Linked DNA regions of Homo sapiens: regions 1 and 2 are each linked to region 3. Evidence: chromatin loops called from intact Hi-C (ENCODE). Cell type or tissue: chondrocyte. All regions are shown on one strand. Links, peaks and the distances in the headings refer to the core of each region. The heading gives the core; the rest is flanking DNA.

Evidence for each region. Hi-C counts contacts between places; a loop is a spot of excess contacts. Peaks named below come from ENCODE experiments on the same cell type or tissue, not always from the same donor. Only the 100,000 strongest peaks of a DNase experiment are listed, where the experiment ranks them.
Region 1: a loop joins it to region 3, with 10 times the contacts of the local background. A loop is called at or near these places in 5 of 110 quality-filtered maps.
Region 2: a loop joins it to region 3, with 8 times the contacts of the local background. A loop is called at or near these places in 2 of 110 quality-filtered maps.

Annotation. Positions count from the first base shown.
Region 1 is chrX:155,876,321-155,886,919 of GRCh38, reverse strand. It overlaps VAMP7 (vesicle associated membrane protein 7), which reads right to left and starts at 5,575. Exons shown (of 8, transcript NM_005638.6): 1 at 5,472-5,575. In chondrocyte, for the core only: no CTCF peak of the experiment used is centred there; a DNase peak (open chromatin) is centred at 5,589.
Region 2 is chrX:155,607,325-155,617,923 of GRCh38, reverse strand. It overlaps TMLHE (trimethyllysine hydroxylase, epsilon), which reads left to right and starts at 4,972. Exons shown (of 8, transcript NM_018196.4): 1 at 4,972-5,132. SPRY3 (sprouty RTK signaling antagonist 3) reads right to left here and starts at 5,338. Exons shown (of 3, transcript NM_001304990.2): 1 at 5,277-5,338. In chondrocyte, for the core only: no CTCF peak of the experiment used is centred there; DNase peaks (open chromatin) are centred at 4,963 and 5,293.
Region 3 is chrX:155,212,699-155,223,297 of GRCh38, reverse strand. VBP1 (VHL binding protein 1) reads right to left here and starts at 6,838. Exons shown (of 6, transcript NM_003372.7): 1 at 6,723-6,838; 2 at 2,991-3,115. The coding sequence starts at 6,815. RefSeq lists a silencer at 6,455-6,544 and enhancers at 6,715-6,794, 6,792-7,086, 6,397-7,185. In chondrocyte, for the core only: CTCF peaks have their summits at 6,177 and 6,410 (motif pointing right); DNase peaks (open chromatin) are centred at 6,577 and 6,897.

The DNA.
Region 1 (10,599 bases), core at 2,513-7,512, 660 kb before region 3:
TTCAGAAGGAAACTTGACCTTGGCAACAATTAATACAAAAAGATCTAGTGTTTCAGTGGACTGTAAGTTCATTATGAACCAACGGTATGCGATATTGCTTAAAAATGCTTACATAATCTCAAAGTACATTAAGAAATAGGGTGTCTTGACCTGTTTAAGTACTAGTCCCATTACACTCTGTGCTGGTTAGAACATATGTAAAATACTGAATTCAATTCTGGGTAGAATATTTAACGACTAGACAAAAGGGAGGCAATACAATATGGGTGAGAGACATGGAGATTGTGTCATCTGAAGACTGGCTGGAGGAACTAGAGATATGTAACATGAGAAAGAGAGGACTTAGAGGGAACATGACAATAGTTTTTGAGTTTATATAAAGTACAGTCACCTGGAACAGGGAGCACATTATTCAGAATATAACTAGGAACAATGAATATAAGTTATACGCAAGTAGTGTTTCTTCCAATAAAAGCAGTCCCCAACTTAAAAATGACTGTTAAACAGTGGGTACATAGCAACAGAAACTTTACTTTCCTTCCAGATGTCACTAATAGGAATTCCTTCCTCTCTGCTATACTGCTAAAAATCCCACCTATGAAGTCTTACCTGCCCCCATTGTAAGTGTCTTGTAATAGAATCCATAACGTCTTGATGAGTATTGGGATAACAGAAACAATTGTGGCACAATGAACACTGCACTTGAAGTTAGAAAACCTGGCTCTGCTAATTATTAGCAGTATGTAAATGCCTAATAAACCATAAAGTGCTATATAAAGATAAGATCCAAGAAGAAAAAGAATGAAAAGATAAGCCAGAGAGAGAAGGGAAGAAAAAAAGATAATGCAACATAAAGGAAAGCCCCATATCAACACTGTTCCTCTTTGTTCTCCTATTCACTCCCCACTTGGTCCCACAGCCACCATCCCAATTCTACTTTATTCCTGCTAAGAATCCTGTATTAGTTTCTTGTAGCTGCAGTAATAAAGTACCAAAAACTTGGTTGCTTAAAACAACAGAAATGTATCGCCTACCAGTTCTGAGGGTTAAAAGTCCAAAATCAAGATGTTGGCAGGGTTATGCTCCCTCTGAAACCTGTAGAAGAGAATCTTTCCTTATCTCTTTCTAGCTTCTGATAGTTTGGTGGCAATCCTTGGTGTTCCTTGGCTTGGAGGTGCAGCACTTCAATCTTTACCTCTGTAGTCACATGGTGTTCTCTGTATCTGTGTCTTCACACTGCATTCTCTCTGTCTCTCTTCTTTTATATGGATGCCAGTCATATTGGATAAAGGGCCCACTCTACTCCAGTATGACCCCATTTTCAATTACATCTTAATTACATCTGCAAAGATCCTATTTCTAAATAAGATCCCATTCACAGGTACCACGGGTTAGGACTTCAACACAGCTTTCTGGAGGACACAATTCAACCCACAACAAACCCCCATTTTAAACTGATACTACACCTGATCTTAGCCAAAAGGCTGACAAGCAATGCAAACTTCCATTTTAGAAACTCACTGTTCATCCCAAATAAATCCTACCCTTCCCTTTCCAGATACTCATATCACCCAACTTGCCTCCCTCTCTAAAACCTCTGTCCCTTCGTTTTCCTTGCTCATATTGGAGGACTGTCCTTAGAGCTAAGGGCTAGAAGGGTCACCCACAACAGTTTGGAGTTAGAAAAGCCTGTTTTTACTATGTTAAGGGACTAAAGAAAGGATATTTTTGTTCTAGTTGTTGGGTTTCTAAAAAAAGATATGCTATAAGGGAATTCAAATGAGAATTATAAATGCAGTTTTTTAATAGAGGAATTATTGTAAATTGTGGGGAAGGTCTTCGAGTCCACTAAATTAAAAGTTAATAAAATGATACTGGTTGGCATAACAGTGTAAATGTCATGGATAGCATTATTTATAGAAGGAAATGCATCCAGCGTTCCAAACAATAAGCTTACAACAGTACTTTTAGAATATATCCATTTGTAAGTAAGAAATTGCCTGTATTAAAAAATTTGGTAATAACATAGAACAGCAATGATGAAAATGCTCCTCCTCAGCAGAAGCATCTTCAAGTAGAGGCTGAAGACAGTTTCAGGTAACTGAGTAAGGGGAAAGGCCAAGTCCATGTGTTTTGAGAAATCTTTTAATTCTGCATTTGTATTTTGATAACACTGAAAAATGTATAAGAATATTCTGGATCATCTACATGTGTATCTTATAAACGAGCAATGGCACACAATTCAGTGCTGCACTTGCATTCCTGTCTATAAAGAAATAGGTGTCAATAAATCACCTAAAATAACAATGCTTAATGTTTACATCTTAGAAGTATCTGGCTGATCTTAGGTTGGCACATCCTAAATTCACGACAGTCATGACTCAAGCACTCTTGTACTGCTGTTGTTTTTAATCAGTTATAAAGACAAAATTTGTCTTTTGCAGTAATGATTTACAATTGAAAGATACCTGCATGGAATAAGACTTTAATTTTGGCTGGGCGCAGTGGTTCATGCCTGTAATCCCAGCACTTTGGGAGGCTGAGGCGGGCGGATCACCCAAGGTCAGGAGTTCGAGACCAGCCTGACCAACATGGAGAAACCCCGTTTCTACTAAAAATACAAAATTAGCCAGGCGTGGTGGCGCACGCCTGTAATTCCAGCTACTTGGGAGGCTGAGGCAGGAGAATCGCTTGAACCCGGGAAGTGGAGGCTGAGGTGAGCCAAGATCATGCCATTGCACTCCAGCCTGGGTAACAAGAGCAAAACTCTGTCTCAAAAGAAAAAAAAAAGTTTAATTTTAATACTTGAGGCTTTTATCTGACATCCTGAAAATGACAATGTGGCAGAATAACATTACCACTTAAATTACCTCAGGCTGAGAAAGTAATACTCAAAGATGTGTTTCTTGGCCGGGCATGGTGGCTCATGCCTGTAATCCCAGCACTTTGGGAGGCCGAGGTGGATCACCTGAGGTCAGGAGTTCGAGACCAGCCTGACCAAAAATGGTGAAATCCCGTCTCTACTAAAAATACAAAAAAAAATTAGTCAGGCGTGGTGGTGTGCACCTGTAATCCCAGCTACTCAGGGGGCTGAGGCAGGAGAATTGCTTGAACCTGGGAGGCGGAGGTTGCAGTGAGCCGAGATCGCGCCGCTGCACTCCAGCCCAGGCAACGGAGTGAGACTCCGTCTCAAAAAAAAAAAAAAAAAAAAAGATGTGTTTCTACCAAGTAGAAACCAAATGATACCAAAACATGCTGTGTGAACAGAGGTTATACAACTGTTCAAATAAAGTAGTAGAATTAACTCATTACATAGCACATGGTGATAGTCAATGCAAAATCTTTAAAAAGTATTCTGTATCATTATATTATTGCAGTAGGATCTATTACATTAATTCTTGCAAGAGTTCATTGGCAGAATGTTTCATAGGAAATATAAAAAGGAAATTAATTTTTTTCCACCCCTGTATCATGAGCAGATTATTAAATTAACTGGCCCACCAAATTAATGGAGGGAGGTACACAAGGTGCTTGGGAAGAGATGGGAGATCCTTTTAGGAGGGATGGATGGAAGAAGAGAAGGCACTGAGAGCAAGGTAAAGAAGGTACATAAGCTAGCCTGATAAGATGGAATGGTCCACCTTTGGTGAATGAGAAGGTTGAGGAATACGGCTGATGGCCTTACATAAAGAAGGCCTTGTATAAATCATGTCATTTAAATTTGATCAAATAGGGAGTCTATTTCAGTTCAACACGTATATACTGGTGGGTTACTATATGACAGTCAAAGTAGACACTAGAGGTATAAAGTTAAGGAAGAAGGGACTCCTATACTTGAGGGAGCCATAGAACAATGGGGAAGACAGATATAAATAAATGCAATAAAGTATAATAAGTGAATAATCTAAGAATGTCCGCAATTGCTCAGGAAATGTCTTAATGTTTTGTGATGATCTCACCTCGGATGAAGAACAGGAATGCAGGTGTCAGCCTATGCCTTAGAAATTTCCTCAGTATACTGTTAGGATTATTTCTCCTTGGAAGAGAGGTCAAAGTGTCTATTTTACCCTATTTTCCCAGTGCTCAGCACAGTGCCTACCATCTAATATTCCCTCAAATATCTGTTGAATAAATGAGTGAACATTGAGCATATTTTGGTTTTAAAATATACTATAAATGGTAGATAACTTTATATTCAGAAGGACCTGGTAAGAATAATATTTTCACAACCAAACTATCTTTCTAAGTAAGATAAAGCAGTTGAGCTAATAGTAATCCAATCCCCCACTCTTCTCTCTGGGTCTTAGAAGGAATAAACCAACTACAGATAAACCATGAATTCTGATGCAATAACCTTGGAGGAGATAGAAGAATGAAGAATAAACACTGCTTAGACAGGGGAAAAGAAGAGGTGTTTACGAAAAGTCATGTTACAGATCAAGATTATTCCTGTTGGTATTACAACTATTCTTTCTGGACGATGCCCTGACCTCTGACTTTCTTAGGATAGGATCCCATCCTTTCAAGTCAACCACCTGTTTTATTTTGCATTAACCAATATATAACATAATCCTGATTATTCCTGTTTTCCCCTCTAGACACAAACATGTAAGTTCCTGAGAGTAGCAACCTCCTAAGTCTTGTTTACAGCTGTATCCCCTGCACTTAAAAGAGTGTCAAGCATATACCAGCCGTTCAATAAATATTTGTTAAATGTATGAATGGATCTGCTCTCAGCCACAGGTATTCAAAGGGAATTAATATCCTAAACATGACTGTATCCTCTGGGATCAAGGGAGGGATAATGGAGATACAGGTAGTTGAAAGCAATTAATGAGGCCAAATGAAGACAGTTGGTTGGTTGTGAGAGTTATGGGAGACGGAGATGTAAAGCATTTACCAAAGTACGCAGTCAGAATTTGATAAACATTGGCCATTAATAAAAACACCAAACAGGTCTGAAGCTGAGGAAACGGGTCTAGGCAGAAATACAGTCCCTGAACAGAGGAAGAAGGGGACTGTCAATACTGAGCAGTGGAGGAAGGGCGAATAAGGGGCTAGGAACCCACGAAGGAGCATAAACAGCCAGAAGTAGAAGGTGAAGCAGAAAGTGACGTCATCGAACAAGGACGTAGAGAGTTTTTAGAAGACTCTGGCGATCTCAAGAGATTTAAATGCTACAGAAAGGTCTTGTAGAATACAAACTGAGAGAAAGTTAACATTTTTTCCCTCCTGTAATGACAGCTTAAGTGACGCATTCTGACACTCTTTAACTCGAGGCCTTTCCAGTGGCATAAGACGCACCTCGCCAAAACTGGTCCTGCCCGACAACTGGAACTGTCGACACCAGAGAAGCCCAAGTCACCCCTGCACTGCCTCCTCGCTCCACCCCAGCACCTTTCCATCGACACCTCCGCCCTCCCTCCGCAGTTCTCTCCCCGCCTCCCGCAGGCGCACCCCACTCCATTTACCTGTCCGGGCACCCTCTGAGGGCGCGCGGGCTCGGGACGGAGGGACGCGGGTCAGTGCAGGGTCGCCAACTGCCCGCTCCCAGAGGAGGCTGGGACCGGACGCCGCTGACTTCCGCATGAAGCGCCCCGTCTACGCGTGGCCTCTTGGGAGTGGGAGCGCTCCTCCAATGGCAGCAGGCGACACGGCTAGGCCTGCTGCGTTCCCAGCCCCCCGCACTTCCCAGGAGCCGTACTGCATTCTGGGAGTAGTAGTTCCGGTTGGAGTATCACTGAGTGTTTCACGTTCGTTCGACAGCTCTTGTGGTAAACAGCGTCAAATGCCGTATAGGGATCCAGGAAAATGAGAGGATGCAGGCTAGATAAAGAATCTACCAGCAATGAGTAGGCGGCATAAATGAAGAGCCAAGCTTGCCCCGTCTCTCCTGCTTAGTCTCAGTAGGCAGCGTCGCCCGTTTCCTCACAGACAAAATAGAATTCATCTGACAGGAACTGCCTCTACTTTCGCCATGAAATTTTCTAATTTTCTTGTACCCCTCACCAATCCTTTCTCCTATTCTTTTTGCAATAATAATAATAATAAACGACTACTCTCCTTTGATCTAAGCCAGCCCTCTTCCATCTCTATTCCCTGTTGCCGACTCAGAGTCAAGCTCCTCTGATGAACCCTTCCGTTGCATGACTCCTCAACGGCTCTCTGCTAACTCGCTCTTTACTATCAGGACTTAAAGGCTGTCAAAATTTCTCTCATCTAAAACATTCCAAAGTCACCTTTCTTAACCCCATACCCCAAGCCCCCTCATCAAACACAGACCAAACACAGATAAGCTAGTGGTCTTTCTCTCACCTCTCCTTTACAGACAGAATTCTCAACAGTGTTGCTAAAACAAATAGATACTTTTAAGCCATTACCGTATTTCAACTCTGCAGGACTTTAGTTTCATTATTCCTTTTTTTTTTTTTTTTTTTTTTGAGATGGAATCTCACTCTGTTGCCCAGGCTGGAGTGCAGTGCCGCGATCTCGGCTCACTGCCAGCTCCGTCTCCCGGGTTCAAGCGATTCTCCTGCCTCAGTCTCCCAAGCAGTTGGGACTACAGGCGTGCGCCACCACAGGCAGCTAATTTTTTATATTTTTAGTAGAGACGGGGTTTCACCATATTGGCCAGGCTGGTCTCGAACTCCTGACCTCATAATCGACCCGCCTCAGTCTTCCAAAGTATTGGGATTACAGGCATGAGCCACCACACACGGCCCTTATTCCCTCCTTTTTGAACCCCTTTATTCTGTTAGCTCTTTCCAAGAACTACACCCTGCTGGTTCTCCTCCCACCTCTGTGGCAGCTCTTCATTTTCTTTAGAAATGTTCACATTCCATAGGGTTCTGCCCTATGCCATCTTCTCTTCTTACTCTTCACACTCTTCCTGGTGATCTTAATCATTCCCCTTGCTTTATCTCCCCTTTGCAAAGGTTCGCATTTGGTATTAATATCAACTTAATTATATTGTATTCAATATCTATTCTTTAAGAGGCAGCATAGTATCCTAGAAAAAGAATGAGTTTTAGAGTCAGAGAGATCTGAGTTACTAAGCTGTGTGAACTCTAAATATCGCCTCTCTTTAGAGCTTTCAGGACTCTAGCAAAGCCCCCTCTTACTCCATATTCTCTCCTAAAGTAATCTTATTTATACCCTAAAATTTGTAGTGTAATTATCTGGCCATGTAAGATGTGCCTGCTTCCCGTTTGCCTTCCACCATGATTGTAAGTTTCCTGAGGCCTCCCTGTCAGAGGTATGTGAACCAGAACAACTTTGTCTTGAATAGGAGCTGGGTAAAATAAGGCTGAGACCTACTGGGCTGCATTCCCAGACAGTTAAGGCATTCTAAGTCGCAGGATGAGATAGGAGGTCAGCACAAGATACAGGTCATAAAGATCTTGCTGATAAAACAGACTGCAGTAAAGAAGCCAGCCAAAACCCACCAAAACCAAGATGATGACGAGAGTGAATGTACACAGGCTAATTTCCTTAATATGGTTATTTTCAGCATCTAGGGTTACCATAGTGAATGGTGGGGCACTGATAAACATGGCTATCTAGACATTTAGAAATAGCTCCTGTATAAGTGTTCATCCTAGGGCTGGCAAATGCAGACCCTAGAAGGGCAGGCCAGGAAAGCCCTATATTCCAGTGGGACAGCAGAAATATTTGCCTCCTGGCAATTGGATCAAGATTGGATCCTGGCAATTGGATCAGGGTTTGCCTCCTGGCAATTGGATCAGGAATCTGATCCAGTTCTCCCTTGATGGGACTGAAGTAAGTTACTAAATCTTGGAGCCTTAGTTTTCTCCCCTGTAAAATGGAGATAATTCTATCCACCAAGCCCTAGCACGATCAGATGAGATAACAGAGATGAAAGCAGTCTGTTGACTTTTAAAGGGCTGCCAGATGTTCTAAATTATTACTATGCTAGGCAGTGCTGCAAATATGCATCTTAGATTTAGCAGTTTGTCCTCTATCCTACTTATTTTTATTTTATTATAAGTTCTGGGGTACATGTGTAGGATGTGCAGGTTTGTTATACAGGTAAATGTGTGCCATGGTAATTTGCTGCACCTATCAACCCATCACCTAGGTATTAAAGCCCAGCATGCATTAGCTATTTTTCCTGATGCTCTCCCTCCCCCAACCCCACCCCGACAGGCCCCAGTGTGTGTTGTTCTCTTCCCTGTGTCTATGTGTTCGCATTGTTTAGCTCCCACTTACAAGTGAGAACATGCAGTGTTTGATTTTCTGTTCCTGCATTAGTTTGGTGAGGATAATGGCTTCCAGCTTCACGTGATGTGTTATTTTGTGGTTTACAAACAAATCTAGTGATTCTGTTGCTTTTGAATCAAAATCACATGATTGCAGTGTATCACTGATTGCCATTGCTGTTCATGCTTCTTTTCTCCTGGATGTTTGGACTTAGGCAACTTTTCTTCCTCTTATACTATGCTGAAAACAGACCTACATCAAGGATACCTGTTCTCTTTTGAAATTCACAATCCGTAGAGGGAACTAACACATTATCAATAGCTATAAAATAATTGACATTTGAGTATGGGACATATTTTTGGTTGCAGCTTATTCCAGTTAGAGTCGTCACATATCTTCCTTTGTTCATCTGAGCCATCTGTGGTTCTAACATGAACTTTTGCAAAGCAGTTGTGAATAATTATTTTTTTTCTTTTTTTCTTTTTTTTTGAGATGAGGTCTGGCTCTGTTGCCTAGGCTGGAGTGCAGTGGCACGATCACAGCTCACTGCAGCCTTGAACTCCTGGGCTCAAGCGATCTTCCCGCCTCAACCTTCCTAGTAGCTGGGACTACAGGCACGTGCCACCATCCCCAGCTAATTACTTCCGAGGTGTCTGTGTTCCACATAGTAGTAAGATTTCTCATTACATCAAGAACATGCCATTTCTTTATATCTGTGATAGGAACACTGCTTCTCATAATGTGTCAAGCACTTCCAGCATCCACATTTTGATTATTTATTATATCTCAGTTTAATAGCTGCTTGTAGCCATGGTGCTGGCAGGCAAAAAATTTTTTTAAAGGCCACAGATGTGTTTGATTTAAACCTTCAATGACTATGTGCAGCTATTGGTAATAGAGTGTTCACGTTCTGGCAAGCCGTTTTTCTCTCTAATTATAGGAGCCATTCCCTAAACAACCTGCTAGATATCAGTGCATTTTTGTTAATTTTATATGCACACAGTTAAATTGTGTATATAAAGGAAATTTTAAATTCTTCATATAGATTATTTAAATTTCTTGTTCTTCTCAGCACTCTGGCAAAAGAAGGCTGATGACCCAACTCTCTTTATATATTTATTTTTGTCCAAAGAAATATTTTTCTGTCAGAGAATGCCTCTGGTTTGGTTGCAGATTACAGAGGTGTAGTAGATGTGCCCCATGGGTATCTCTATTCAGATTTCACTTCCTACTTTCAAGATCTTCAGCAAACAGAGTTATTGTAGATTCTTCACCTTTTAGGTGAAGTGACATGATATTGTGATAATGCCAAAAGCATTGTCACTTGCCATAAGACTTGACATCAACTCCCATCTGGAGAGCAGTTTCATTAGCCTTTTCTAAAAACTCGTGAGCATGCAGATATAGAAATACCTGCTCTGATGTGGCAAAGTTATTCAAGTGTTTTATTTACTAAGTTAGCATGTTTTGCTCCTCTCATTCTGTTACCAATTTCACCTCCCCTGGCTGCTTGTCTTTTTATCTTTTCCTAATATTTAAGAAACCTATGGAATATTCATATAGAAACTCCAAATTCTGAGACTATTTCACTTTTTGACTTCTCTTTCTTACCGAGTAACTTGTAGCTCTGGAGAAACTGGGAGCTAATTTTTCTCTTTAAAGCCACAACTAACGCATTGCATGGAGAGTAACAGAAAAGGCCTGCTTCACAGAAAACGAACATTCTAAAAAGGAAAGCCTAAGGGCAAGCCCAAGGCTTGGTGCAGAAAGTGGAAGTGTAGCAGTGAAGAAGCAACTCATTTTCTTAAGTTTCAAAGTTTCTAAAAATAGCAAAGATGATGTCAACTTCACTGGAAGGGCTAATTTGAATTATCTTAATAACCAAGGTATACTAATGACTTTGAGATAGATACTGTTGCTATCAGATATTGAGTGATTAGTTTTAAGACATAAAATGATGAAACTGAAGGACAGCACAGTTTTTTAAATTATCTTCTCTTAAAATTTTGATGGAAAATTAAGAACAATTCCAGTTCAAAGTTCTAAGCATAAAATGAGGGTATTCCCATCTGTTGGTTCTCTTCTTTGATTGATATTAATAATCCATACTCTTATTTCAATCTTAATGTCCATGTATACCCACTGTTTAGCTCTCACTTATAAGTGAGAACATGTAGTATTTGATTTTCTATTTCTATGTTAATTCCTATTAACATAGAAATTATTTCTATGTTAATTTCACTTTCTTTGCTAATTCACTTAGAATAATGGCCTATGTTTTCTATTTCTATGTTAATTCACTTAGAATAATGGCCTCCAGCTGCATCCATGTTGCTGCCAAGGACATGATTTCATTCTTTATTATGACTGCCTAATATT
Region 2 (10,599 bases), core at 2,729-7,728, 400 kb before region 3:
GGTCTCCCTGTATTTTTTGGAAACTTCCTGTGAATTGACAATTATTTCCAAATAGAAGGTTAAAACCAAAGAAATATATGACCATAATATATGTCGGCCTATTACTGGATTCTGAGCTATTTTATTGACTTATTTGTTATTTCTTACTCTAATACCACACTGTTTTGATAAGTGTAGTTTTATAGTTAGTCTTGAAACCAAGAAGTTCTATAACTCCTCCTCTTTTTAAAGTTTTGCTGGAAACCCCAAGACATATGTTTACCCGTCCCAACATCTGCACAGATTGTCTTCTCTAATGCCTTGCTCCATAGATTTCAGATGCTTCTGCTACCCTGAGCTCTGATCTTTTCCTCCTTCGTTCAATGAGACTGCAAGCTCAGCTTGGAATCTAGCTCTTGATGCTGGGATCAGAAAATAGTCACCAGGCAAAGAGCTAAGGCAGTCTTGGGGCTTGATTTGTGAGTTTCTCTTTTCCTGGGGATCATAATCATGGGCTGACTATTGCTCAATATCTTTAAACAGTTTCCTTGCATATTTTATGCAGTTTTATGATGTTTCTAACGGCAAGAGTGCTGATCCAGTGTCATTCCCAACATAACTTTTTTTCCTGCTTAAATCAGTCAGCTTCAGCTTCTGTTGCATGCAACTAAGAACCTTGACTGATACAAGCCCCTATTTTATGCCATGTCCTATGATATGTGCTTGGCATTTATTATGTGATTTAATCTTAATTTAGAGAAATAATTCCATGTGGAAACTAGAGAAATGGGCAAGAAGCATTTCTAACAGTGAGGACAAGGTTGAGGAGAGGGAGGTTGCAGTGAGAGGAGCATTCTAGATGGAGGAAGAATGTATAAATGCACAAGGGAACCAGCATGCAAGAATTAAAGTATGAAATTTTTGTCATCTTCAAGGGAATTCTTCTGAGACCTTTATAAATTATCCTAATCCAATAAAACCACTATACATAGAATTTCCTCCATAAATACAGTAAAGTACAATTGTTTATATAGTAGGATATTACTGGACGGTTTTAACTTTCCCACCCCTATTAACATGGGTACTAATAAAATAACTAAGCATCCTAGTTTGCCCTGAACTGTTGTGGTTTTAGCACATTACAGGGAATTCCTCAGCCCCAGGAAAACTGAGAAAATTATCCTTTGGTATATGTGACATCGCTCACCTAGCTACAGTTGATTGGTCTTAGGTGGCCACCAGTCTCAAACTTGGCCAATAAATCCCTCATAGATTTATGGAGATAGGACCATAAAGGTCTATGGTAACCAGGGAGTGCCTCTCAGATCTTTCAAGGGAAAACCTACTATGAGGAGTGGAGTCAGCTAACAGTCTCCAGCTGGAGCACTTTTGGGATTATTTTTGCATCATTTGATCCAAGGCCATTCCCTTCCCAGGCATCTCCAGCCAATCTCTGAGCACAAGAGGTGTACTAGGGCTGTTTCTGTCTAACGCAGGATTCCTCTAATTAGCAGTCTCTGTTGGGGTGGTTGAGACTTCCATAGAGCTGTACTGTAATCTCCTCTTTATCTTGCCAGCCATTACCCACGATAGATCTGTAGATTTGCTTTTCAGAGGACCTGATATGGCTTAGTGTCTCTCTTCAGTGGTTGAATCTGTAATATGAAAATCTAGGAAGGTGTCCGTAACCGTATCTACTGTTACATGGACTTGGGAAACAAAAAGAGCTTGAGAGGAGTGGGGAGGAAAGCAAGGAAGGGAACGAGGGGATGAGAGAGAGAGAAGAGAGAGAGAAGAGAGAGAGAGAGAGAGAGGAGAGAGAGAGAGAGAGAGAGAGAGAGAGACCCCAGATAAATGTGCAGGGAAAAATAGGGGTAAAAGAATGATAGAGTCAATGTCACTGGAATCCTTGTTTTTGACGATTCTTGAGGCCTAACTATACCTTGCCTTTTTAAAAGTTTTGATTGTTCTAATCCTTCTTGAGTTCTGTGAAACACCTTATTATCTTCCCATAAATTTCTCTCTTTTGCTTGTTAGTTTCAGGTAGGTTTTGATAACTTTTAACTAATGAGTCCTAATTAATACTTCTTCACTGCAAAATTAATTGTATAGGTTACTACGTTTATGCTGAATCACATTTCTGTTGAGAGTCAGAAATGTTCATATCCCCAGAGTCAGAAATGTTCATAAACCGAAACACAAATTAATATACCCTTCAGCTTTACCAAATTTTTGTCCATGAATAGGTGAGGAAAATTTTGTATGGTCTAGATGATTTCTGAAAAGTTTTAGCATTTATTTGTTTCTCTATAGAATACCTAGCAGGATTCTTGTCATAGACCAAAGCTTCAGCCAAATTCAACATTGCACTGTGTCCAGAATATTTATTTTCTGGCTAAAAGTCACTACTTTTATAATAAATCTTCCTTCTTTAATTTTTTAACTCTTTCAAAGATCACTAGTAGTTCTTTTAAAGACCATCTTTGATAAATCGAAGTTCACAATCACAATTAACACATAGTTTTAACCACCTTTCAAGAACTCAAGGTTATGAATATGATTAGAGATCACTAAAGCTTCACTGAGAGGCTGATAAAACAAAGGTGTAGATGTTAGTCAAAGATGATGGCTCTCAGACATCATTTAATACAGTAGTCCATGCAAGAGATGGTGATAATTTGGCCTAGAGCAAGAGTCTAAAAATTATTGCCCACAGGGCAAATCCTGCCTCTTGCCTGTTTTTGTAAATAAACTTTTATTGGAACATACCTACACGCATTCATTTATGTATTGTCTGTGAATTCTTTCACTCTATGAAAGCAGAATTTAATACCTGGAGACAAAGACTGTATGTGACTCAAAAAGCCTAAAATATTTACCAGCTGACCCTTCACAGATAAAAAAAAAAAGCCAAACTCTGGTCCGGAATGTTAGCAGTACAGTGAGGGACAAATGCATGAGCAGATTATATTTTGGAAGCAGAACAAGAACAAGTTTGGTGTGTTCTAGGAACAGCTGGTGTGGCGGGAACATAAAAAGACCCAGATACTATTGTTTTTTTCTATTTTGTTTTCTAGCACATTTGTACCTATTGCTTTTATTCAGCTATTCATTCATTCCAAAAATATTAAGAAGTTCCACTCTGTGCCATACACCATGTGACCTGCTACACACACACACACAGAGAGAGGAAACAGTAAAATATCTGACTTTTATTTTATTACAAGTAAAATTTATATTTTATTAAAAGTAAAATATCCAGGCTCCCTAGAGTCTGGAGCCAAATTACCTAGGTTTGAATCTCAGCTCTGAAATTTATCTGCCATGTGATCCTGGTGAAAATTGCTTAACCTATCTGTGCCTCAGTTGCCTTATCCTTAAAGTAGAAATAATATCATCTACCTTAAGTGTTTGATATAAAACAAACACTTAGCCCAGTGTTTAGCATATAGTGCACATTTTATAAATGTTGGTTACTATTATTAAGGAAACTTGCTTCTTTTACTGACTCAAACAAACAGGTATTGTCTATCAACCTGTTGCCTTTTCTGAGTACTTTGTGTTGATTTCAGCTTAGCTTTAAGTGAGCTCATTCACTCTAATTGCTACAGTTATGATCTTCCTGTTACAGGACATTGGATCATGCTGTTCTTTCTGCCCAAAACTTTTTTTGTTTTCCCATTTGCCTGGCCAACTCCAATTTGTTCTTTAAACATAAGGGCATAAGGGCATGGACTATATCTGGGCTTTGTTTATCATTTTACACCCAGATCTTAGTACAGTGCCTGGCATACAGTAGGCACTCATTAATGTTTATTGCATGAATGAATACCAGCCAGACTAAATCTAGATTCTCATTGTACTTAGTTTTTCCTCTTTATGTTACATTCACACTCTGGATATGTCCTTTTGTTTACACACTGGTTCTAGAAATTTTTTAACAAATATTTATTAAATATATAGACATTTTAGACTCTGTGCTTGGAGAACAAATATGAAAAACACAAGTTTTCTGCTCTCAAGAAGCTACTTATTCATTAGAGGACAAAGACATGCAGAAAGAGAAATTATAATCTAGAGTAAGTGGTACTCTTGAGGCCTGTACGAGATCCATTGGGCATACTGGACCTAGGGAAAAAAAATATACAAACTTATCTGGGAAAGACAGGGAAGGCTTCACAGAGGAGGTGCTATCTAAATTGAGTCAAAAATAACGAGTAGCCGTTTTCCAAATAAACAAGTGCCGGGTAAGAGCATTCATGGCAGAAGGAATTCCAGGGCAAAGATGTGGAGGCTTTTTCTTCTTTTGTTGATCCTGACTTCTACAAACCAATTCCTTTATTGCTTTTTTGACATTAGATTAACACTTTTAATCTCGAATAAATATAATACTGCACAATTTCCCATTTTCAGTATATATGCATTTGATTTTTTTTGTTGTTCTTACTCTCATTTTTTAAATCTGCCTTGGATTTCCATTGCATATACTATTTCAGTATACTTTTTGGTCCTTCTTTGTAATATGTATCGTTCTTAAATTTTTACCTGCATAAGGTGTTCATTCCTAATGGGTATTCCCTTCTAGTGCTCACTGTATGTAGCACTGTATCTGGACCCTGGGTTCAAGATGCTCAGCTGAATCGATGGGAGTAATGAGCGGTATATGACTTCCATAAACTCAAGAAAATGGTGGAAAGGTAGTAGAATTTTACTTCTAGTAAACCTGGATAAACTACCATAAATAGAAGCGTAGTGGGAGGACTCGGGAGGAGCACTGAAATGGCAGGCAGGGGACCCAGGTTTTATAGCTTTATGGGCCTGTTTTTTCTCATCCCTGCACCTATAGCTTCAAGTATGTTCACTAAAGGCGATTGAATAGAGTGCCCCGGCCCAGTCCTTCCGAATGGGAGACTGACGCCCTAGCACCGGGCGAAGTCCCGGGCGCCAGAGGCACCCACCCTGCACGGCCGGAAGGAGTGGGGCGGGGCCTACAGGCTCTCCGCTGGGCCCGAGCGGGCTGGGGGAGGGGAGCGTGGGGCCGACAGTTTTGGGGGTGAAAAGGCAAAAGGCGGGTGAAAGGCTGCCTCCCGAGACTCTCCTTGCTTGGAATTCTGCCCACTCTGCGGAGTTAGCAGTCACGACCTCCAGCACAGGTGGGTTCCGTCCCGTGGGTCAGGGAAGGGGTGTCCCCATGGGTGCTACGGGTGGGTTTACCCAGGCGCTCGCTTTCAGGCCTGTCGCAGTGGGCGGCGGAGGCTCTCACCCGGGCTGCTGGGCCCAAGGGCGGTGGTACTCACCTTAACCCTGGCGGAGAGGAAGGCCACTCCTGCCTTGCCGCAGGGTTGTCGTCACGATCTGTGCCAGTTGCGCGACAGAGTCTGCCCGGAGATCAGCGTGAGGCCGGATGGGCCTAGCGCTCAGGAAGAGCTGGAAGAGCTGGAGCAAGCTCGCGTTGGGACTGACGCCCAGTGTACATTGTTTCAATCTCGGTCGGACTTTACAGCCCTGGATCTGTCACTGACTTGGTGTTTAGCTTTCAGCGAGTCCCTACCCTCTTCCTGCCTCACTTTGTTCGGCAGTAGAGTGGAAGGTGGAACTCAGCTGTCTGCAAGATCTTGCAGCACTTTCTTTCGTTCTCATATCCACTAATGTTCTCTGCCCAGATTTTACCCTTTGTCTGCCCCCTCTGGAGCAAGGCTCTGGGTAAGTAAGTTAGGCTAGGAAGTTTTCTTTCTCTTCCGAAAACAATGGAAAAGCCTTTAAATACTCCTGACTGCCCTGGAAACGACATTCAAACCATTAATTGAATGTCAACTCTGAAGAATGGGTTTGTGAATGCCATACTATTAAACGTTTTAACCAGATGATTGCCTAAAATGATGTGTGTTGAGTGGACATAGTACACTGCCTAGCAAAAGTCTCATGATAAATGAGTTGCGTGCTTTAACTCAGTCGCTGAAAGAAAAACTTGAGCTCTCATATTTAAGAAACACTTTCATAATCCACTCCCATACAGTAGTAGTCTTTTAGAGTTGCTTGTAGCTTGGTTTGCCCTTTCAGGACACACTGTAGTAAAAATTACATACAGTTTATTTTACATTAACTATAAAGACAAAGAAGGACTATAAACATTATGGATCAACATTTTGGTGTCAACTTCTGGTTTCTCCTCATTAAGGAACTGGTGGTAATGATAATGGTGAACATATATTTTGCAAAATACTATAATTTTCACAACAACCAGAAGACGTTAAGTAAGGTTATTTATAATAAGGCTTAAAAAACTTATACTTTATCTCATAACCAGTGTGATGAAGGGAATGTTTACTGGGGTGGTTGAGTCTGGGGGCTTGTTTAGTGTGCCCCACCTAGTTCTTTATTTCTTGGAAGCTTGGACTGGAACAGATCACTTCCTTGTTTTGGCCTCTGTTTCAGGAACCACCATTTGTTCTGTATTTCTGCTTGTCAACCCTGGGAACAACAGTAAAACCAGCCAAGTGGATCACTGGGTGTTTACAATGTTTCTGACAGCTGTATCTGATGCCTCCAGGGGCTGGGAGGGGGACCCCAGGATTAACAAACCTCTTTGGTGGGAAGAGTCTCTTCCTGCAAACTGAACACGGATCCATCAGTTGGGCACCACTGTGATCCCCTTTCTATAATACCAAGCATCCCCTGGGCTCATATGGGCTGTACATGCACCTGCCATTGCCCTGTGTAAAGATTTACAGGATAAGAGGCTCTTGAAAAAACCCAGCCTGCTCCATACCTGTAGGTTCTAGGGAAGGAGTGGCTGATATGTAGGTGAGTGTTCTTCTGGATGAGGAAAATACCTCATGATTTCCCAAATGGTTTGAAAGGTGAGAAAAAAATTATGCTGGATATCTGCTGAGCCAACCTGAAGGGTGAGTTTTGCATTGGCTATTTGGCAGGACCTGGTGTCTGCCTTGTTTAGCTATATTTTCACTCTATTCATCATACTCTGTTCATTCACTCCAAAGGCAATCAATGAATGTCAACTCTGTGCCAGGATGCTGATCCATTCACTGAGATTGGCAGCACAGGACAGCCAGTTCGGGAGGACAACAGGAATTCAACTTTAAGCATACTCAGTCTGAGGCCTCCTCACCTTTCCCCACTCCCTATATCTAACTGCTACAAAATCTTGTCACTTCTACATCCTGAATATTTTAAAAAATCCATCCACTTCTCTTTGTCCCATGACTACTCCAAATTTCAAGCCAGCAATATTCTTTTTTAATTGATTTAAAAATTTTTATTTTAAAAGACCAAATGGTTGCATGACCCTCGACTCTCATGGGAAAACCACAACCCACCACCACCACAGCAACAACAACAAACAGCCTAATGACCTCTGTATGATCCCTAATAAATTGTCAAAGTAAGGAGATGAAAGTTCTCTTTTTTTCTTGATGCTCACAGTGTTTAAATATTGTATTTAGGATAATTTACATGCCATAAAATTTGCATATTTAAAGTGATTTTATAAATTTATTGGGTGGTGCAACCATCACTACAATCTAATTTTAAAACATTTGCATCACGTCAGTGACATCTTCCTTGCCCATCTGCAGTCAGTCTTCATTACTACTCCCAGCATCAGACAACCACTAATCTACTTTCTGTGCCTATGGATTTGCCTATCCTGAAAATTTCATCTAAATAATGTCTCCAAAGTTTATTAATGTTGTGGCATATATAAATACTTCATTCCTTTTTATAGCTGAGTAATATTCCATTGCATCAGTATACTACATTTTGTCTATCTAGTCATCAGTTGATGAACACTTGGATTGTTTCTATCTTTTGGCTATTATGAATAAAGCTGCTATGAACGTTTGTGTGCAAGTTTTTGGGTGGACATTCGTTTTCAATTCTCTTGGTTAAACACCTATGAGTGGAATTACTTGGTCATATTATAACTGTATGTTTAATTTTCTGCCAAACTGTTTTCCCAAGGGGCTGTACTATTTTACAGTTACTAGATTTATATGAACCACCAGCAATGTATTTCTTCACATCATCACCATATTTGTTATTTCCCCGTTTTGTTTTGTTTTTTTCAAATGTGTAGCTATTCTTGAGGGTGTGGAGAAGTATCTCATTGTGATTTAGATTTGCATTTCCTTAATGGCTAATTGAGCATCTTTTTATTTGCTTGTTAGATATTTGTATATGTTCTTTGGAGAAATGTCTCCTCACATATTTTGCCCATTTCTGATTAGGTTGTTTGCTTCCTTACTATTGAGATGTAAGAGTTGCTTATATACAAGTCCTTTATCAGATATGTAGTTTGAAAATATTTTCTCCAAGTCTGTGGTTTGTCTTTTCATTTTCTTACTACTGTATGTTGAAGGGCAAAGGTTTTTATTTATTTTACTTTTATTTTAGTTTCAGAGGTATAGGGGCAGGTTGGTTCTATAGATAAATTGTGTGTCACAGGGGTGTGGCGTACATATTATTTCATCACACAGGCAATAAGCATAGTACCCAATAGATAGTTTTTTGATCCTCACCCTCCTCCCAATCTCCATCCTCAAGTAGGCCCCCGTGTCTATTGTCCCCTTCTTTGTGTCCATGTGTACTCAATATTAGCTCCCATTTATAAATGAGAACATGTGGTGTTTGGTTTTCTGTTCCTGTGTTACTTTGCTTAGAATAATGGCCTCCAACTCCATCCATGTTGTTGCCAAGGACATGATCTCATTCTTTTTGTGGCTGCATAGTATTCCATGGTGTATATGTACCAAATTTTCTTTATTCCATATACCACTGATGGGCATTTAGGTTGACTCCATGTCATTGCTGTTGTGAATAGTGTTGTAAGGAACATATGCATGCATGTGTCTTTATGGCAGAACGATTTATATTTCTTTGGGTATATACCCAATAATGGATGGCTGGGTCAAATGGTAGTTCTGTCTTAAGTTCTTTGAGGAATTGTCAAACTGCTTCCCACAGTGGCTGAACTAACTGACATTCCCACCAACAGTGTATAAGTGTTCCCTTTTCTTTGCACCATCGCCAACATCTGTTATTTTTGACTTTTTAGTAATAGCCATCCTGACTGGTGTAAGATGGTATTTCATTGTGGTTTTCATTGATTAGTGATGTTGAGCATTTTTTCATATGCTTGTTGACCACATGTATGTCTTCTTTTGAAAAGTGTCTGTTCATATCCTTTGCCCACTTTTTAATGAGGTTGTTTGGTTTTTGCTTGTTAATTTAAGTGCCTTATAGATTCTAGATATTAGAACTTTGTCAGATGCCTAGTTTGCAAATATTTTCTCCCATTCTGTGTGTTGTCTATTTACTCTATTGATAGGTTATTTTGCTGTACAGAAGCTCTTCAGTTTAACTAGGTGCTATTTATCAGTTTTTATTATTATTGCCATTGCTTTTGATGTCTTTGTCATGAAATATTTGACAGGGCCCATGTCTAGAATGGTATTGCCTAGGTCTTCTTCAAGGGTTTTTATGGTTTTAGTTGTTACATTTAAGTCTAATCCATTTTGGGTTGATTTTTGTATATGGTGTAAAGAAGGCAGACGCCTTCTGGTTTCTATCTTCTGCACACAGCAACCAGCAATCCTAGCACCATTTATTGAATAGGGAGTATCTATCCCATTACTTGTTTTCATCAGCGTCAAAGATCAGATGGCTGTAGGCACACAACCTTATTTCTGGGCTCTCCATTTTGTTCCATTGGTCTATATGTCTGTTTTTGTACCAGTACCATGCTCTTTTGGTTACTGTAGACTTCTATAGTTTGATATCAAGTAATGTGATGCTTCCAAGTTTGTATTTTTGCTTAAGATTTCTTTGGCTATTTGGGCTCCTTTTTGGTTCCATAAGAATTTTAGAATAATTTTTTTTAATTATGTGAAGAATGCCATTGGTAGTTTGATAAGAATAGCATTGAATCTATAAAATGCTTTGAGCAGTATGGCTATTTTAACAATATTGATTCTTCCTATCCGTGAGCATGGAATGATTTTTCATTTGTTTGTATCATCTCCGATTTCTTTCAGCAGTGTCTTGTAATTCTCATTGCAGATATCTTTCATCTCCCAGGTTAGCTGTATTCTCAGGTATTTTATTTTTTTTATGTCTATTGTGAATGGGATTGCATTTTTTATTTGGTTCTCAGCTTGGACATTATTGATGTATAGAAATGCTACTGATTTTTGTACATTGATTTGGTAGCCTGAAACTTTGCTGAAGTTGTTGATATGATCTAGGAGATTTTTGTCAGAGACAAAGGGGTTTTCTATGTATAAAATAATATTGTCTGCAAACATAGATAGTTTGACTTCCTTTCTTCCTATTTGGATGCCTTTTTTTTCTTTCTTTTGCCTGATTGCTCTGGCCAAGACTTCCAGTAGTATGTTGAGAGTGGGCATCCTTGTCTTGTTCCAGTTCTCAAGGAGAATGCTTCCAGTTTTGCTCATTCAGTATATGTTGGCTGTGGGTTTGTCATAGATAGCTCTTATTATTTTGAGGTATGTTCCTTCAGTGCCTAGTTTTTTGAGGGTTTTTAATATGAATAGATGCTGCAATTTATCAAAAGGCTTTTCTGCATCTATTGAAATGAACATG
Region 3 (10,599 bases), core at 3,287-8,286:
TACCTGCTGACCTTCCCTCCACTATTGTCCTATGACCCTGCCAAATCCCCCTCTCCGAGAAACACCCAAGAATGATCAATACTAAAAAAATTAAAAAAAGAAAGAAATAGGCTGAACTCACTTATGAACAGAAATTCAAAAATCCTAAATAAAATAATAGCAAATTGAAAAAAAAAAAAAACAAAAAGGCTAGCATGTAAACTACATAGAGCCATCTGCTGCAAAACAACTAGATCATGACACAAAAATAGTTTTGTTGCATAGCTGACATCATAGGAGTGAGAGAAATTCCAGAAAAATAAAAAGAGAAAAGTAGCCCTCCAACTACTTGGGAGGCTGAGATGGAAGAATTGCTTGAACCCAGGAGGTCAAGGCTGCAGTGAGCTGTGATCACACCACCGCACTCTGGCCTGGGCAACAGAGAGAAAGCCTGTCTCAAAAAAATGACCAACCCACTATTAAAATAGGTAAAACTCAAGAAAATTTTCCTAACTCACTATCTCCAACTCTACCATTCTCTTTTAAAACACTAGACAAACACTGTTCTCATCCAGAACACCAACGTTCACTGATGTTTCCTAAGTGCTTTGAATTTTTACCCCTTCTCCCCACATTTAGGCCTAGACCATATGTTAAGCTAGAGTGAGTATCCTGCTACATACCACAGTTGTAGAGTTAGCAATATAACTTTTTTCTTTTTTTTGTTTTTGTCTATCATTAATTTACTAGTTAGAAGAGCAATTTAAGTTTGATACGCAAATTTCCCCCTCTCCCAGGACTTGGTCCCAAGGCCCATTTTCTTTTCCTTTTTTTCTTTCTTGAGACGGGGTATCATCACTCTGTTGCCCAGGCTGGAGTGCAGTGGCACACTCACAGCTGACTGCAGCCTCAACCTCCCTGGCTTAAGCAATACTCTCACCTCAGCTTCCCTAGTAGCTGGAACTACAGGCATGCACCACAACACCTAGCTAATTTTTGTAGATATAGGGTTTTGCCACGTTGCCCACACTGGTCTTGAACTCCTGGGCTCAAGCGATCCGCCCACCTTGGCCTCCCAAAGTGCTGGGATTACAGGCATGAACCACTGCACCCCGCCCCAAGGCACATTTTCTTCTCTATCTGTAACCTCCCTGTAGGTGATCTCAAATCCAATGGCTTTATTTTTCTTTTTCAAATAAACTTTTACTATCACAAAAGCAGTACATGTACATTGTAAAAAATTAAGAAAACAGCTAAGCAAAAACAAGAAAAATGCCATATTCTAACTACCCAGAGATTACCACTGTTAATATGCCTTTAGTGTGGATTTCTCCAGATATTCCTGTGCATACATACATTTTTTTCCAAAACGAGAGCACACTGTTCTTAATGTTTTCTATCTTGCTTCTGTCCATTAACACTCTCCATCTTTCCATGTCAATGACTTTTCATCTCATCTAATACTCAGTACATATTCAACTTTGTACAACTGTCACCAAAATCAAATGAGAAAATATACCTACAAACTTCTGTACCTTTGCATAAATGGTGCCTTAGGCCCAGACTACCCCTTCCTCACTTTAGTCTGCCTCCAAACTCACAACTAATCTTTGAAATTCTACACAGCTATCTGTTCCTCTTAGAAGCTTCCTCTGAACCTCCTTGGCCCCTCCAGGTTAATGAGGTGCTTTGGTACAAAGTAATGAGTTACCATCCCCCTGTACCTCTACTGTTCTACTTTGTGTGCTAATTTTATTTATATACCTATAATTTCCACCAAACTGTGTCCCTAGTTTTTTGTGTGGTTTGTTTGCTTTTTAGACTGGGTCTCGCACTTTTGCCGAGGCTGGAGTGCAGGGGCATGATCACATCTCACTGCAGCCTCAACGTCCTGGGTTCAGGCGATCCTCCCACCTCAGCCTCTAGAGGAGCTGTGACCACAGATGCATGCCACCATACCCAGCTAATTATTACTATTATTATTTTTGAGATGGAGTCTCACTCTGTTGCCCAGGCTGGAGTGCAGTGGCACAATCTCGGCTCACTACAACCTTCGCCTCCCGGGCTCAAGCAATTCTCCCAACTCAGCCTCCCGAGTAGCTGGGATTACAAGCGCATGCCACCACGTCTGGCTAATTTATTTGTATTTTAGTAGAGACGGGGTTTCACCATGTTGCCCAGGGTGGTTTCAAACTCCTGAGCTCAGGCAATCTGCCCACCTCAGCCTCCCAAAGTGCTGGGATTACAGGTGCGAGCCGCCGGGCCCAGCCTAATTATTTTTTAATTATTTGTAGAGACGGGGGTCTCCCTATGTTGCCCAGGCTAGTCTTGAACTCCTGGACTGAAGTGATCCTCCCACCTCAGCCTCCCAAAGTGCTGGAATTACAGGTTTGAGCCACCATGCCCAGTCCTGTGTCCTTGTTGAAAGCAGATACTGGATGTTATTTCACCCAAAACAGTATGTGGCATCTAGCTGGCATTCCATAAATATTTATCTTACAGAAGAATGCTGGCACATGCACAAAACAGAGATCTATAAATATTTATTACAGTGAATTGACTTTATAAGCTATATAAAATAATGTAGGGAAATAAAGAGTTGAGAGTAAGGATAGCTTTTTTCCTATGCCTATTAGTTATGAAATCTTGGGATTTCATAACTAATTAAGTCTTATGCCCAGACTCTGTGGGTCTCTAATCTCACTGGCAAAATTAGAAGGATGAACTAGACATATAAGACGTTATGATTTTGAAAGCTTTGGAATACAGTCTTTAACAACCATTCTATTATGTTTTCAAAACCACATTTAGACTGGCAATACCAAGTGTTGGCAAGGATACGGAACAACTGGAACTCTTGTACGTTGCTGGTGGGAATTTCATATGGTACAGCCACCTTGGAGGACTGAACACTTGACATCTGAATATTTTATTATATGTAAATTATATCTCAATTTTTTAAAAGTTCAAGTCATATAAGATTTTCAAAACTTAGAAATTTTTACACTTACCTTCTTTTCTTTTGAGCAAGGTTGAGTTCCATAAACTTATACTTCTGGTACTGTTCATCCAGCTTCTTTAATACTGTATCTGCAGTCTCATTCCCAGGCTGTTTCATGAAGGAATCTACATCTTCCTTTAATATCAAAAATAATACTTTACAAATTTTAGAATTCATGCCACTCAGATTTTTTGACTGCTTTGTTTTTAAAACATAGAAGAAAAAAAAGCTTTGTTTTTCTCCAAAGGTTTGTTTTTAACTAAAAGTACAGGTTAAGCACCCTTATCTAAAATGCTTGGGACCAGAATTGTTTTGGATTTTAGATTTTTTTTTTTTTTTTAGATTTTGGAATATTTACATTATACCAGTTGAGCATCCTCAATCCAAAAATCCAAAGTCCAAAATGCTCCAATGAGCATTTCCTTTGAGCACTATATTGGTGTTCAAAAAGTTTTGGATTTTAGAGCATTCTGGATTTCAGATTTTCAGATTTAGGATGCTCAACCTGTAGTTATAAAAAGTTAGAGACAATTTCAGATGGTACATATATATTATATAGCTAATTTATTCTTTCACTTTCCTCTTCATTTTTTATTCAAAAATAGGAAAAGAAGAATGACCTTGCCCACCACTTTATGCATTTCCCATGCATCCCTAGTAGTAAATATGAAACTAACAATCAAATACATTGCCTATTCATGCATCCTATTCACAAAATGATTTTACAGGTTGCATGTCAAGATTATCAATTTTATTACTTATTTTTAATTCAACAAGTTTTACCATAGAAATCATACTAAATATGGTTACTGGGTTCCCAAGGCAATCCACAAATGCTTCCTTCAGTATCAAATAACTGAAACAAAGTAAACCTAAAAGGCAAACAGAATAATCTTTTGTAACAGTAATAACTGATCAAAAGAAAAGCAGTAAAACTGATGTTAAAATATTTTTTATACCACATGCTGATCCTTGAAGAAAGGCTAGTTAATTAGATAAGGATCAGAAACAAGATGAAAATATATGAAACTTAAAAGAGATGCTACAAGAGTCGTCTAGTACTTTACAGAACTCTAGTTCTTTATTATAAGTAACTTCAATTATCTTATAGCTTCTAAGATCTTCACATCATTATTCTTATCCATATTTACTAGCTACCAGAGAATATCTTAGCTGAAACAAGGAAGAAAAAGGAAGAGAAACACAGCAAGGGAGTGAACTAAGAAGCCATCAAACTAGACAGTAAAGGAAATTGAAAAGGTGAGGCTGAGAGATAATGGCTGAGTTCTGTATGTTAAAGAGAGATGCCATCTTCCTAGAAGGGTCACTGCAGGGAAGAGAAAGAAGTGTAAGTTTCTGGCACATGATACATGTTATCAGGTGCTGGAGTTTAGCAAGAATTAACTATAGCGGCATAGGCTGTGGTTAAGAGACAGGAGGTGCCTGGTTTGAATCCCAGCTTCGCCACTCATTAGATGAGTTGACCTTAGGGAAGTTATTTAACCTCTCTTTGCCTCAATTTCCTCATCATCTGTACAAGTACCTTTTCGTCACCAGGGATTAAATGAGTTAGCATATGTGAAACGCTTATAAGAGTACGTGACACCTATGTATAGCATAATGTGCCACAGGGACACAAAGTGCCAGGGATTTTGTTTTGGGGTAGAGGTCAGAGAAAACTACAGGGAGATGATATCTGAACTAGATGTGGAAAGATGAAGAGGTCATGAAATGGACAAGGGTGAAACAACAATTCAAGCAGAGAAAGAAAACAAATTACTGCCTCAGCGGGGTTGGGGAATGGACTGGGTCTGACTTCTAACCACTATGGTATATTGCTTCCTATCATCATGAATATTAATACCTATTCGACACCTACTACACTGCAATACTGCAAGCATGTTCTCTGTTTCCCATAACAACTCTCTAAGTATTGTCATCCCTATTTCAGTTAAAGAAACTCAAGCTCAAAGTGGTAAAATAATATGCTTAAGGTTAAGCAGCAACTGGGAAGCAGAGCCAGGATTCAGACCCTGGTCTATTTAGAGGCCAATAATCTTTCTACAATACCATGTCACTTCAATTATTAATAGTTTGGAAACATAAACAGTTATATAAAATTTGGGTTGCTTATTACATTATGTTGGTAGAAATTTTAAGGTCTAGAAAAAAATAACCACGACATTGTAGGGAAAAAGCATTTCAAGACATTATAAAGCCCTCAGATAAAGTGTCTCCTCCCGAGTTAGATTTCTGACGCCATCTCTAGCTGAGCACCATGAATGTAACATTTAAGGCCCTATGGAAATTCAATTAGACACTTAGTTTGAGCTTATACTATGTGTGAGGCACTATGCTATGACCAGGAGAAGTAGGGCGATTCATGAGAACTACCTCACCTCCTCCCAGTAGCAGAGCATGAGGGGTAAGCTGCCAGTCTGGACCTCCACGGATTGTCCAAGTTCAAACCCTGGATACCTCACTTACATCCTGTGTGGCCTGGGGCAAGTTACTCAAGTGCCCCGTACCTCAGTTTTATCATCTAAAAAACGGGCATAACAGTAGTAGCTACCACCTCGAGTTTTGTAAAATCATTAAGAAAGTGCCTGGCACTCAACAAATTTTATTCCTTGTTATGGTTAGATAATAGATCAATGTAGAGAAATAAATGACACAGCTCATAAAAACACAAAATAATAACCAATTACGAAATTCAATCAGCAAATGCGAATATACAATATCAAGTGTGGTATAAATAAATGAGTCTTTAGAAGGATATAAGACGTAGTTAGTAAAAAAAAGGCAGAGGTAAGGTAAGGTACAAACCAAAAGATTGAGAAACTTCCATGAAGATTTTATAGTAGCTAAGTGGGGACAGACAGATGACCTGGCCTGGAGGGCCAGTCAGATGTTTTCTCTCATTAGTCAAATAGTTTTCAACTACTATTTCTAAATTAAATAAATAAAATAAAATTTTTAAAAAGCCACCCAGCACAGGCAGCGCCCTCCAGAACGGCCTGTGGAGCAACCCGATCCCCTCTAGGACACTAGCGAACCTGGGACCTAGCGCCATCAGGAGGGTTCAGCCTCCTCTCTCAACAATTCATTCTCCACTAAGTTGTTAGAATGATGTAGTTAAAACGAAAGGCCTTCTGATGACAGCCCGTTGCCTACTGGAAAACCTCAATTCCTTAGCAAGACACAGAAGGACTTTACACTCCCAACCTATCATCCTATTTTCCCATCGGTCTCTTCTTCCATTTCCCGAGGCAACATTCCCGAGACCACTGCATTCCTTCAACAGACAAAGTGATATTCCCGGTTTTCACATCTTAGCACTGGCTGTTCTGCCTATTCATTGTACTGTGTCTCCAGCATCCATGCTGAGTCGAGAGCTCCTCACCACCTCCCCTTTTCCAACCAGCAGGGGGACGAAAACCGGCGGCAGCCCGGAGGTCCCTCAGGCCGCCCTGCCCTGCCACCCGCCGCCCCTCGCCCCTCGCCCCTCGTCCCGGCCCCGCACCCCGTTCTCTTCTACGGCCTTCTCGAGCTACGTTTCTTCCGGGCGGGCCCCCAGCAGAGCTCAATCTGTCCAGGTGCGAGGGGTGAGAGCAGACCGAGCGCCCCCTCCCTGAACACTTGGCTCAGCTCCTTCCAACAGTCGAGGCCTGGGTGGGAGCCGGGAAGAAAGGGGCAGTCCAAGGCCTCAAGCCAAGATGCCAGGGAACAGCGTGCCTCTTACCACAAACACGGCCTCAGGAATCCCCAGGTGGAGCCGCCGCCCATTCCCTGTGGCCATTTCTCCTTTGCCACAACTGTCCTTAACGGCCGCCATCTTGGGGATGCGAGCGCGCGACTGCCTCCCGGGCCGCCGGCCGCCGGGATTCCGTGATTGGCTTGTTCGCACTTGCAGGCCCGCCTCTCCATCTCCATGCACATTCATTGGTGCGCAGGGAGCGTCCCCCACAAGTCCCCGTTCTCCTTTGGCCGAAAGTAGCCCAACCTCTAGGTGCTGATTGGCTGCGCTCAGGTAAGTGACAAGCGTGGAAGGGCCGCGAAAGAGAAGCTGGAGCGACAGGAAAAACCCATACGTCCTCCTGGGAAAAGGGGTCTTGTGAGTGAGCGGTGCTAAAGCCCTAGGAATAGGGACCTAGCCTGACCCCACCCCGACCCTAGAACTGGCAGCAGCCTTCGCAATGGCCTCTGGAGCGACCCAATCCCCTCTCTCGGATGCTAGCGAACCTGGGACCTAGCGCCATCACGAGGGTTCAGCCTCTGTGCCTTTCTGGTCTCACCATCCCAGGGAGCTTCCTGCCCCTTGAAGGGAACTTACTTTGTGTCTGTTTCAGAGTGGTCACTGGCCTCATTCTAATAAATACCCTGCCTGTCGCACCAGCCTTTCCTGAAAGCCACCTTTGATCAGAATGTCTTCTCTCCAGCTCAAACGTTTCCAAAACTTCATAGTCTACATACAAAATCCTAAGAACTCCACCTAGGCTTCTAGGCCCATGGACTTACCCAATGTCATCCTACACTACAACCCTTTAAAAGCACATGTGTCATACAGAACCAAGTAATTATTCTTCGGGCTCTTTTCTGTGCTTTATTTCACTGGAGTGTTTCCCAGTGAGGCAGTGCTTCATCCACTTGCACAAATTCTACCATGAGCCTAAGAATTACGCAATGGAAAGTAAGTCTCTCTTCTCAGAGGCAATCACTGTTACCGGTTTATCTCCGCACATAATGTACGATCAAGCATATAGACATAGATATGTCTTTAGATATAATATGAGGAAGAAATTGGTATCGTCATATTGTGAATGAGGAAACTAAAGCTCAGTGAACCTGTACAGCTCCTCCAAAATCCTACAACTACATAGTAGTGAAGCCGGAATTCCAAACTAGTTCTCCAGTGGCTTCTATGCGATTTGGCTTGGGAGGATGAAGACATGTTAGCTAACCATGACTCTGACCTTTTCTGGTCAGCAGTTTTGTAAGATAATGTCTCTGTTCCTGGAGAGAAAAGTATATGGGAATTCTATTCTTCACCACTCTCCCCCACCTCAGTGCCTTCCAAAAAAAAATTTTGTTTTTGAAAAGTAGGTAACGTTTCTACAGAAAAACATTGAGATATCAGATACACATGCAAATTTTGTTCAACTTCACTGATCCCTATCTATATTAATCATTGTTAGAACCAATCAAGGACTTACTTCAAACTTTAGGAAATATTTCTCCAAATTATCACTAATTTTAATTTGGAATAAATCCCTCTAAGAGATATAGTATTTGACACTTCGGGCCAGGTTTTTCTTTTGGAGCCAAAAGCCTTATCAGCTTATCGCTCATGTTTTACTCCCTTACAGGTACAAACAGAAGATTCCCTTATTTATACTGCTGAATATATTTCCTTTCTAGTGTTCTCTTAATTAGAAAGTTGTATACCAATTCTTTCCTTCCTGCCATGGCTGCAGCAGCTTTTCCAAGAGTACACTAACCTTATCAACTCTATAGGTGGTCATTTTCTTATCTCTTAGCAAAAAAAAAAAGGAAAAGAAAAAAAAAAAAACCTTCCTCTTGCCAGATCCAAATCTAGCTATTACCTGACTAAATATGATTGGTCTTTAGCAACCCTTCAGTAGCCCACACCTTTTACAGCTTATCTTTAGATTGCTTTAATAAAAGCATTTTTTAAAACAGACTTTAAAAGGTTGTAGTTTTTCACCATGGACACTTTTGAAACAAAACAAAACAAAATGTAAAGAAAATACGCATACAACAGGAAACAGAACAACTTAAACAATCATTTCACGTAGTGTTGTGCTGATAAATGTTCAACTAATTCTCTTTAGAAAGGGGGTATATATTTATTATAAATTGTATTGATGTAAAAGGTGTATAGCACACAATTTCATAAGTGATAATAAAATATACAATACTCTTTATCGTTAATTCTGTATAACCAATTCTGACAGGATGCTTTTGATTTTTGCCAAATACATATCTCCCTAGACAACCTACAGTTGCAATTGATGAACTAGTGTAGTTCTGACATGAATGTTGCTTGATATTTTCATTTATGTTAAGTAATAAGAAAAAAGTAATTCAACAATTATTTTTATATTGGTACTTGGATCATTCATCAACAATGTGAGTGATTTATTTGCTGAATTGGATAATGGTTTTCAAATACCAGAAAAATATTGCCTCATTTTATGGTGCTGTTCACAATAATGGCTACAGACACAACTCACTTTTAAGCTGAATCTGCATTAGTAACATTTTCTCCATTGCTTTCAAGTCTAGAGTGACAAACATAGATCAAGCCGTAGTTTGTAGCATCTACCAATTTCTGTAGCCTGGATACTCCCACAATGGCTGATTTCAATCCATGTCGAGTTGGGAGGACATGCCCAGTAGCACACAGATACAATCGATGTAAATAACCTCAAGAGCATAGGTAACATTCAAATGTCGAAAAATAATTAGAAGGTGATAAATTTTGAATATTTATTACCTTTGCCTTTAAAAGAATTTAATTGTAAATTTTTATAATTTAATTTTAAATGATGGCTGTGTTTAACAACCATCTTGCAGAATTTCTAGAAATTTAACAATTGGTTCTCACAAGCTGGTACAAGCCAGCTCTGGTGCACCACTGGCTCATATTTTGGGAAGCCAGAGTTTAATGACTTCAGTGAATAGTACCTGTAAATGTCACACTAATGTGCTCTGCAGAGAAGGAAGAAAATGATGTGACATACAATTGGAGTCCCCTGGAAGAAGAGGGTGATATCCTTAGCAACTTCCAGAACCCAGATAACCAAGAGTTGACTTAAATTTGTACAGCCGGGAACCGACAACAACTCTCACTCCATCTTTGCCTGGAAGCTTTGTGCAGGTAACAGGTTCTGTCCCAATCTCCACAAGCCTCTGAAATTACTCTGAAGAGCTGCAAATCCTGAGGCTGGGGGAATGTGTCTCCTTTTTCCTGAGCCTGGTCACTGGGGTCATTTCCTCCCAGGAAGCCCACTGGGAAAGAGCCCAAGGCCTTCAGAGAGATGCCAAGCATTTCAGGATGTTCTGAGACAGCCTCTGCTCGACCTTCTGATTCAGTTTCTAATCCTGACTTCTGAGAGCAGAAAGTGCAGTTTCCCCTAGGGGCTTTGGAACTCCCCTGGAGGGCACTCAACTGTGATAGTGCTCCTGCATGCTAAGCCACCCCAGCCTCTTGGGGCTATTTCCTAGTAAGTCAGAATACATGTGTATTCTATTTCCAGACATGCCAATGGGCCTCCATACTCACTACCCTGGGTTGTTGAGTGTGCTGGTAGTGTTCTCACTGTGTATTGTTATTGTATCTTCAGTGTTTTTGCTCTGTTTATACAAGAGAGGACAAGGTAGGATTTTCCTAGACAAGGTAAAATGTGGCAATGTGATTTCCTTTTTCCTGGGACTGATGTTATTTATCCAAGGTGATGTGGAGAGGTCCTTTGTTCAGGGAACTAACCCTTCTGCAACCCCCACCCCACCACCTCATCTGCCAGAATGATGGCCCTGGGGACTCCCAGACATTACCCTGCTTTATTTCCAGAATCCATTTCTAGGCTTGCCACTGT